2 separate regions of the Mus musculus genome follow, and region 1 is linked to region 2. A link is a contact called in ENCODE Hi-C or POLR2A ChIA-PET data. All regions are on one chromosome and are shown on one strand. Each heading gives the region's core, a stretch centred on a gene start or an enhancer-like site at or near the end of the contact. The rest is flanking DNA. Distances are from core to core; before and after follow the strand shown.

What was found. A loop is a pair of places that touch in the nucleus more often than their neighbours do. ChIA-PET counts read pairs that join two places held with the same protein, here RNA polymerase II (POLR2A).
Region 1: POLR2A ChIA-PET joins it to region 2 with 10 read pairs in embryonic stem cell. The contact joins two enhancer-like sites. A Hi-C loop is called at or near these places in 1 of 37 maps with a recorded cell type or tissue (T-helper 2 cell). POLR2A ChIA-PET finds 5 or more read pairs at or near these places in 4 of 5 experiments (Patski and embryonic stem cell).

What each region holds. Positions count from the first base shown.
Region 1 is chr4:135,289,525-135,294,505 of GRCm38, reverse strand. It overlaps the pseudogene Gm12983. Among named protein-coding and RNA genes, the nearest start is that of Gm30701, 6.3 kb to the left of the region's middle. Within about 2 kb of position 2,530, at least 1 of the 3 ENCODE cell types and tissues checked has a DNase peak (open chromatin) inside an H3K27ac peak, as active enhancers do.
Region 2 is chr4:135,250,608-135,255,272 of GRCm38, reverse strand. All of the region lies in intron 1 of Clic4 (chloride intracellular channel 4 (mitochondrial)), which reads left to right. Among named protein-coding and RNA genes, the nearest start is that of Clic4, 20 kb to the left of the region's middle. RefSeq lists an enhancer at 1-1,806. Within about 2 kb of position 1,697, at least 1 of the 3 ENCODE cell types and tissues checked has a DNase peak (open chromatin) inside an H3K27ac peak, as active enhancers do.

The DNA of each region.
Region 1 (4,981 bases), core at 1,281-3,780, 38 kb before region 2:
ATCTGTAATGAGATCTGACACCTCCTTCTGGTGTGTCTGAAGACAGCTACAGTGTACTCACATATGACAATAAATAAATCTTAAAAAAAAAGGAGGAAGGAAGGAAGAAAGAAAGAAAGAAAGAGAGAAAGAAAGAAAGGAAGGAAGAGAGGCTAGAGAGATGGCTCAGTGGCTAAGAGTGTTTACTGCTCTCAAAGAGGACCTGAATTTGGTTCCTAGCACTCACTTCAGAGAGCCTACAACTGCCTCTAACTCTGGCTCTGGAGGTTCTGATACAGTTAACACATCCTGCAAATGTAAAAATAGTCCTTTATGTGCCAATAATAATGACTCAGGTTTAAAGTTTGAACCCATATGACCTTGGGTGGGCATCTTTCCTTCCCGTAGATATTTCCTGAAACTCTCCAAACAGAACTTGAAGCTGTTTACAGTTAAAGATAGCCTACCTTCCTGTATCCCTATGGGTTGGTTTCTACCTCATCAATCTTAATCCTGTCAGATGCTGCCTTGGGAACCACCCAGTGACCTCACCTAGGTTTCTTAGCAACCAAAACCCTACAACATCCTACACATGACCATTGAAAAACACCAGGGGCTGGGATACCCCCCCCATGAGGTGCCTGGGCCCTCGCTTGCTCTGTCTTATTCTTCCTTGAAAGTCCCAGACTCTTGGTCTCCGGTGTGTCTCCCATCCTCTGAGTGTCTCTCTTTCTCCCAACCCTCAGGCTTCAAATATCTCATTAAAATCTCTTTGCTTCATATTAGCTAGTCCTGAGATTCCTTTTAGCACCAGAGCCGTCCATTCCGGTTTCCTTGAGTCAAGGTGCCTAGAAAACTACTCTGACTGCTGCGGGTGACAGTGGAGAGCAGGGAACAGTCTCAAGGAGATGCCGCGTGTGGGGATTGATGGACACAGTGTCTCAATCGAAGCCCGAGGAACCTTATGTCTCCTGCTCTGAGCTTTGATCCAAGAGTAGTGGATATTGGTGGCTGCCATCAACATCTTGGAGACAAAGTGTCCTGGAGCTTGCAAAAGAGAGAGAGAGAGAGAGAGAGAGAGAGAGAGAGAGAGAGAGAGAGAGAGAGAGAGACTAAGCAGGGTTTGTTAGCTCAAACCTGCAATCTCTGCATTTGGGAAGGCTGTGAGACAGGAGGATGTTTGAGAGTCTGCGGCCATTAGAGCAAACTTCAGGACGGCCTGTAGTACAGAGTGAGAGTCTGCATCAATACCAAACCAAACCAAAAAGTAACAGATTGGCCATGTGGGCAGAGGCAGGAGGATCTCTGAGTTTCAGAGTCAATTCCAGGACAGCCATGGCTACGCAGAGAAACTCTGTCTTGAAAAAAAAAAGTAAAGAACAAAAACCTAAAATACAAAAAAGAAGAAGAAGAAAAAGGAGGGGAGGGGAGGGGAGGAGAAAAATCAGTCTCTACACCAGCCGCTTATGATTGGGTGAGCTCAGTCATGTGGTCTACCCTGGACCAATGACAGTGCCTGAAACCTCTGGAGCCCAAAGATGGGTAGGAGTGAGCCCACCCCACTTCCCCATAGAGGGCTGGAGGGAGGGGGAGTTTGTTGGGAAGCCCCAAGGGGCCTGTGGATGGAGCTTTGAGAGCTAGTGACCCTTGTGGGCTGGAGCTAGGGTGGGAAGAACCTCGAGTTACACAAACAACTTAAGCGGCAAGGAGCTGCCCTGCACTCTGTGCTGTGGATCCCCGGAGGAAGTGGTTTATTTGGACTGAGGGTGGAGGTGTGTTTGCCAGAGATCCCTGGAGGCCTGAAACCTGAAACCTGAGAAAGACACGGAGCGTGGAGCGGCAGGGGGAGTATGGGAACAGGGTCAGAGGGGACAGCATGAGCAAAGGTCTATGGGCTTCAAACGCCAAGGCAGCGGGGAGTCTAGAAGTTGACGCCAGCCTCAGAGCCAGAATTGAAGCTGGGGCGTGGCTCAGCTAGAAGCGTGCTTGCCTAGAAGCCCTGGGTTCAATCTCTAGCACCTCATATGACAGGGGTGTGTACAGGAGGATCAGAAATTCAATGACGTCTTCATTTTCAGGTGAATTTAAAGCTAGCCTGAGATATCCCCGTGAGCTGTCTTAAAACAAGACTCGAGAGAACTTCAGTTTATATGCTAAGGGGTGTAGCCCAAAGATAGAGTACCTGTACTGCTACGCAAAAATTCCTGAGTTCTATCATCCTTGCTGTCACCTCCATGTGAGAGGGGAGAGGGTAACAACAGGGAACATGGCTGAATAAGTCCTGTGACAGCTTTATCTACTTGGGAAAACTGTTATTCCCCATAGAGACAGGAAGGTTAGGTGATTTTTCTCAGCTACACATTGGGTGGAGCTGAGCTTCAAATCCGGGTGGCTCCAGGGGGACTCAGGTCCCCACCTTGGCAGTAGGAAGGAGAGAGTACTTAGTTGCTCACACCAGGCGGGGACACATCCGGTACACAAGGAAAGAACGCCCCAGTTTGTCTCTGAGAGCTGAGAAGAAGTAAGAGAGATGTGTAGGCAAATCTAAGACGCTGGAGATAGTGGCTCAGAATCGCTCATTGTTTCAGATACCAGGCCAGCAGGAGGGGGCTGTAGAGGCTCAGCTCAAGAATGTCAGCTGTGACTGGTGTGGCAGCTTGGCCTCAAGAACAGATTTTACTTTCCCATGAACTTGTCCTCAAGAAAAAAACAAGAAAATTCATTGTTGATAGCCCTCTGGGGGCTGGGGAGGTGGCTCAGTGGGCAAGCACTAGGACCTGAGTTCGAATCCCCAGCGCACACATAAAAAGTCAGCCTGATGGTGGGCACAGCACGGACAGGTGAGTCCCTGGAGCTCATTGGCTGGCCAGCTTAGCCAATCTGTGAGCTCTAGGTGCAGGGAGAGCTTTTCTCTCAGAAAATAAGATGGAAAGCTGGCAAGATGGCTTAGCAGGTAAAGACACTTGCTGCCAACCTGTATGACCTGGGTTCCACCCCCCAAAACTCACATGGTGGAAGGAAGAACAGGCTCCTTTTGGCCTCCTCAGGGGTACCATGTCAGGTATGTGTGCAGACACTCAAGTGGAAACTTAAGGGTTCTTTGGAAAGTCGATTGGATGGTGGTTTGCTGGGGCAAACACGTGAAGGAACATTTCGTTAAAGTGGACACAGGTGTGAAAGGCTAAGGCAGACTCGGGGAGGAACGTTTCGCTGAAGCAGACACAGGAGACAGGATGTTCAGCTAAGGCAAGCACATGAAAGGACACGTGATGAAGGACTCTTTGCTGACAACATGAACTTATTGGTCCGCCTTACATTGCATAGTTGAGCTGCATTTGTCAGGACACCATAGAGAAAAACACACCCAAAAACTTATGGTGTGTGCTGCAGTTTCTTGCCTCCGCTTCCATACACTTGGGCTGACTGGCAGAGTGATGTCAGCTGAGGCAAGGCCTGTGCTGAGTCAAGGGAGGTGTAGGAGAACTTCTGGTGTCCTTCCAGGTCCCCCCTGCTGACTTGAGCGGAGGCTGAGGCCTGGCTGTCTCTGCTAGGTCATGCCGCTGCTATTGCTAACCTGATTCTACTGAGCTGGACTGCTGGTGTATCTGTGAGGTGTGTGTGAGTGGGTTGAGCTGTTGCTGCCTGCTAACCTATGAACTGAACTGCCGATTTCCAGACCACACAGAAGGGATTTGCTCCAAAGAACCTTTCTAAACAGGCCCACTTCCCCCATATCCTTTCTTTCCCACTACCTCTGGTGGGTGGTGGGCTAAAAGGGAAGTTAAAGCATTTAAGAACCATCATTAAGATTCAGCCGGTGGTCCGGGGAGACATACCTTCCACCTTAGACCATGGCCAAATTCATCTGCCACTTTGAGGAGAAGGCACCGTTGATGGTGGCCTTTGCCATGACTTACCTCGATTGGTCACATTTTGGCACTACGCCAAGGTTGCGATGGTTCCCCCCAACCCCTGGTGAAATCCCTATAGCTATTCAGAGTGTGAAAAAAATCATTCAAAGTGCTAAAACTGGTAGCTTCAAACACCTTACAGTGAAGGAAGCTGTGCTGAACGGTTTGGTGGCCACTAAGGTGTGGATGTGGTTTTATATCAGAGAGTTCATAGGCAAACGTGGCATTCATTGTTCGCTATGATGTCTGAAAACCAACCTTTAACTTCCGATTTGAGTTCTTATTTGAATGTTCTTGGACCATGTGTAACGGAACTGCTATCTGAATAAAATACTAGTTGTTGAAAAACAAACACACAAAAAAGAACCATCATTAAAAATAGGATTTGAGGGCTGGTGAGATGGCTCAGTGGGTAAGAGTACCTGACTGCTCTTCCAAAGGTCCAGTGTTCAAGTCCCAGCAACCACATGGTGGCTCACAACCATCCGTAACAAGATCTGAGGCTCTCTTCTGGTGTGTCTGAAGATAGCTACAGTGTACTTACATATAATAAATAAATAAATAAATCTTTAAAAAAAAATAGGATTTGAGCCAGGCAGTGTTGGCACATGCCTTTAATCCCAGCACTTGGGAGGCAGAGGCAGGTGGATTTCTGAGTTCGAGGCCAGCCTAGTCTACAGAGTGAGTTCAGGACAGCCAGGGCAACACAGAGAAACCCTGTCTCGAAAAAAAAAAATGAATTTGAAAAAAGTTAAAATTACACACAAACGCAAGTTAATAGATGTAATAATAATTAATATTAACATCAATATTAATATTTTATGTGTTATTATATATTATGTACAATTGATAATATAATTACTACTACTATTAATAGACATCTCAAAAAACAAGAAACTAAATAAATAAAAAATATGGATATTGAGTAGACACCTGATGTTGACCTCTGACCTCCCCACCTAGGTACACACAAATGCACCTCACACATACATTCCCAGCGCACAAACACACATGCAAGCAAGCAGATCCTCTGTGACTATATGTACACTAACCTAAGCATGTATGCATAGAATGTCTTTGTTTTGTTTTGT
Region 2 (4,665 bases), core at 448-2,947:
AGCTTAAAGCAGGAGGCCTACTTGTAACATCACGTATTTTGATATCAGAATTGTTTTCAAGTTTAGCAATGTCAAAGTGGGCAGAGTTTTTAATAAGCCACATCCTAATTTGTCAATGTTTTTTTCCAGCCTTCTCTCTTTCCTTTCTTTACTTTTTTAAAACTCCCCCTTCAGAGGAGCCCACCCTTTGCATTGTTGATAGAAGAAAAGCAAGGAAGTTTCTTTTTGTGGAGAGAGGAAATGGCTTCGGTCAGGACTTCATCCATATTAGGTATAAACTAAATATAGCTGTGTGATCCAGGGCTGAAGTCACACTTACACAGCTTCCTAAGCAGGGCTAATGAGATCAGCCAGTACTTTTCAGTCTCCCTCCTCCCTGGCTTCTTGGTTCACTGGAAAGGCTACTCCGTTGATTAGCCCTGTGGTCTGTGTATACCTCTGCCCCTTAAAATATATCAGAACGTTTACAGGGACTCTTAAAGTAAACTTTAAAAAAACAAGTGAAACATTTTGACTTTGTCATTGTGTCACTACACCTCCTTCAAGCTGGCTTTGTAAGTTTTAAGCCTTTGTCACAGGCATCTTGACTCTGGGCTGGACTCTTGTGAGCGGCATGCTCTATGATCCCAGTGTGGCTAAGTGGCAATAAGATTTGATCTGATTGGCTGCCTATAGAGGAGGCAGAGGAATAGGAAGATGGGAGAAGCCTCCTGTTTTGGCCAGAGCACATATTGTTCTCAGATAAGAGCTCTTGAAGCTCCCCAAGGCAGTTTTTGCTCCCAGGAACTGTGTTCAGCACTTGTGGTCCTTCTTAGAGCCCTTTGCAAGCGTGCCAAGCCACCCAACCACATGAGAATGTGCGTGCCTCTAAGGGAAGCCTTGTTTCTGCTTCTGGACTATCGTTCTCAAAAAACTCTTTTTAGACAAGCTTTTTATTCTAGCCCAGGCTGGCTGGAATTCACTGTAGAGTCCAGGCTGGCCTCAAACTTATGGCAGTCCTTCAACCTCAGTCTGCCAAACGCTAGGATTTATGAGAAACCACTCTGGCCATCTAAGGCTTAACTTTCAAAGGGGAAATTTTATTTATTTATTTAGAGAGTTTTATTCTACACTTCTGGCTGACCTGGAGCTCACTGTGTGGACCACCAGGCTGACTTAAACTTTGCAGAGATTTCCTACCTTGGCTACCCAGGTGCTAGAGTCACAAGCATGTGTCACAACGCCTGGCTGCTCATGGCATCTTATGAGAAATAGCTTGGAGCAGAACTAACACTTAACGGATTTCAAGGATCTTAGGGAGTCAGTTTATGAAGCTGAAATTCTCCAAGGATCAGTTGGGATAGCTTGTGCGCCCTTCTCTGACCTCCTTGCTCCCTTAGCAGAACAAGCCCGCTTTGCTCTCTGTTCCAGCACGCACCCTTTGTGTCATTCACCCGAGTCATATCCCTTGCTGCCTTGTTCCTGTGAATTCCGGGAGTTCAGGACCAGGGTGTGGTGGTTAATCTTCACTGGACCTCAAGTCAAGGGGCCAAGAAGTTGTGTGATAGTCTGTCTTCATTGTCAATGTGGTTGGATTGTAATCACCCAGGAGACACACTTGGGGGTGCCCACGGCATTTCTAGAGAGGTGTAACTGAAGACTGAAAATCTGCCCCTGGTATAGGAGGTGCTTTCCCCAAAGGGGAAAAGGATTGCTGTGTTGCTGGCACTCATTTGCGGGCTTCCCAGTGGTGGACGCAGAGTGGCCAGGGGCTCTCCTGCCTCAGTGCTTCTCTTCTGTGGCAGACTGTAGCCCTTCTGACTGGGAGCCAAATGCACTCTTCCTTAAGCCGCTTTGTCAGTATTGCATCATGCTAACGAGGAAGTAGTGAGCCTGTTTCATCTTTTGTAGCTCCCATCTACCATGGTAGGGTAAGCGGAGATATGTGAGAACTAATTCATTAACTCAGGAAATATTTGTTAGGATTCTGGGGCAAGCTTTTATGTATAACACAGGTATAAAAATCATTCAAAGAATATTATGTCTGTTGCTGGTGTAGTGTTCCATGTTACATCATAGCAAACACCACAGATAAAAGTCTGTTGGTCTCTAAGCTTACAGCATGCAATTTGGGTTTGACCAGGAGTTTATTCTGTAGTCACTGGTCTGAACTTCATAACAGGTTAGTGAGGAGTGTTAAAGTCATATAACTGGCAGGTCAGGCTAACTCTTGCGTGTATGGTGACAGGTCTCTGCTGTCGGCTGTCAAGTGGGTGCTGTCTAGTCTGGGTTATTTTATATGCAAGGGCGTGGGCTTTGAGTGTAGACCCAGACAGAAAGCCTGGGCTGGTGTGTGTGTGTGTGTGTTTGTGTGTGTATGTGTGTGTTCCCAGTAATTAGAAGGAGGAGACAGGAGGCTCGGAAGTTATCCTTGTCTATACAGTGAAGTCGCTGCCAGCCATATAGGAGACCCTTTCTCAAAAAATGGAGTGGTGGCTGGGAGAAAGTTGACATCTGAGATTTCAGAGTCTGACTAGACAGTTAACTTCTCAAAGCTAGATGTAGTTGATTGGAAGACAAGTGTAGACGAGTTGGTCAGAGTGCTGCGTGGTCATGGGTCAGTCTGGGAAAATGGAAAACACCAGGACCGACTTTATCTGTTCAAGTGAGCTGCCTGAAGGAGCAAGGCTTTGCTGGCTGTGTGTGAAACAAGACGTGGAGGTATTGTTTGGGTTTATCTTTATCATATTTTGGGGACTTGTCTTTAAAATGGTAACTAAAAATTTTAGTAAGAATCATCCTATCTTATTCAGATTTAAAATTTTTTTAGGTGTGCTAGGGAGGCAAATAGGAATAATTAATATTAAGTTTTAATAGCTGGAGTAAAATAATTTGGCTTATAATTTTAAGGAAACACAATTTGTAATATAAAGAAAAAAATCTAAATAAAATGCCTAGACTCAAGTTTATCAAGTGACAGTATTTTACATCGGAATATCCTGACTGACCAAGCCAGCTCAGTCGGGCAACAGGTTCTCCAGGGCAGGAGCAAGGATTAAAAAGAAAAAAGACAATTAGACAACACTGAGGCATGACCCCAGCCAGTTCTAAGGCTGAAGCGGGTTTATTTTTTTCCAGTCTGCTTTTATACCACTTTAGTTTATGCAAAATAATAAGATCAGTTCTGCAAGGCAATAAACAAAATCCCCTAAACTCCTAGTCAGGATGACCAAGACAAAAGAACTGCTATGCACTCTTCTGCTGCTAGCTCTGAGCTTTGCCTTAACTCAAATGTAAATGTTTGTAATCTGAGCCTCTTTCCTGAGTCCCAGCTCACAGTCAGATTCCCACTTCTTTGTCCTGGGCCTTTGTCAAATTCCCATCCCCAAAAGCTCCCCACACATAAAGTATTTAAAAGTGTTTTAATTAACATGTTTATTAAGATTATATTTTATTAACGTTTATTAATATCATATCTTGTTGACATTTATTAACATACATGTATATGTTTTATGATGGCATCTATATGTATGTGTATATTTTGAGGGGCTGGAGAGGTGGTTCAGTGTTTTAAAGCACCCGTTGCTCATACCAAGGACCTGGGCTCAGTTGTCCCAGCACTCACGTGATGGCTCATAACCATCTGTAACTTCAGTTCCAGGGGATCGGACACCCTCTCCTGATCTCTGTGCAGTCAAAACACTGATACATATTAGATTTAAGAATTAAATATGTTTTGATCATGTTCACTCAACCCATTGCTCATTTCTGTTTCCCTCCCACTCTCTTCCCAACTGTCCCTCCGTCTAATCCATGTCTGTCTTGTAAGCCGGGGGTTGGTGTGGGGTGTGTGGCGGTGTGTGGGGGTATGGGGGGTTTCATCAGGGGGTTGCTCACCAGAGCAGGATGAGAGCTTAGATACAAGAGCTCCTTACCAGCGGCAATACTATTCTTTTTCCTCTTTTTGAGACAGGGTTTCTTTGTGTGTAGCCTTGGTTGTCCTGGAACTAGCTCTGTAGACCAGGCTGGTTTCGAACTCTCAGTCATCTGTCTGTGGCGCTGGGTTTAAAGGTGTGGGCCACCATTGCCCAGCCAGCGGCTATATTATTCTGTGAGGTGAGGATTTAAGAAGCACAGTTTGGCCTCACGTTTGCTGTGTGCCTAGGGATAACCTTGCCCTTCTGATTTATGGGGTGCTGAGGATCAAACTCGGGGCCTTGGTGCTGGGCAAACTGCTTTCCCACTTAAGCTGCTTCTCCAGCCTCATCGCTATCATTATTAGTCCATGGTTTAACTTAGTGGATAAAGGTCCCAAAATTGTCTATTAAACAGTGTTGTGGTATAATGTCTTATAACTAATCTGCATATGCATGTAATTCTGTTTCAGAGTTTACCTTCAGCTAATCTTCTTTGCACTGTTTGTTTGGTTTTGTGTTTTGAGTCAGGGCCTTATGTAGCTGCCTGACACGGCTGTAAACTCGGGTCCTTTGGAAGTGCAGCAAGAGCTCATAACCGCTGACATTAATTTAGTATTTTGAGGCAGGGTCTCACTGTGTATCTTAGGTAGGCCTCAGACTTGCTGGGCTCATGCCCAGCCTCTTGAGTGCTGGGAGGTAGATGGAGGGATGTGCTGTCCCCTGCTGTTCCTAACAGGGTTTCCTTGTTCTTTGTTTGCTGGGCACATGG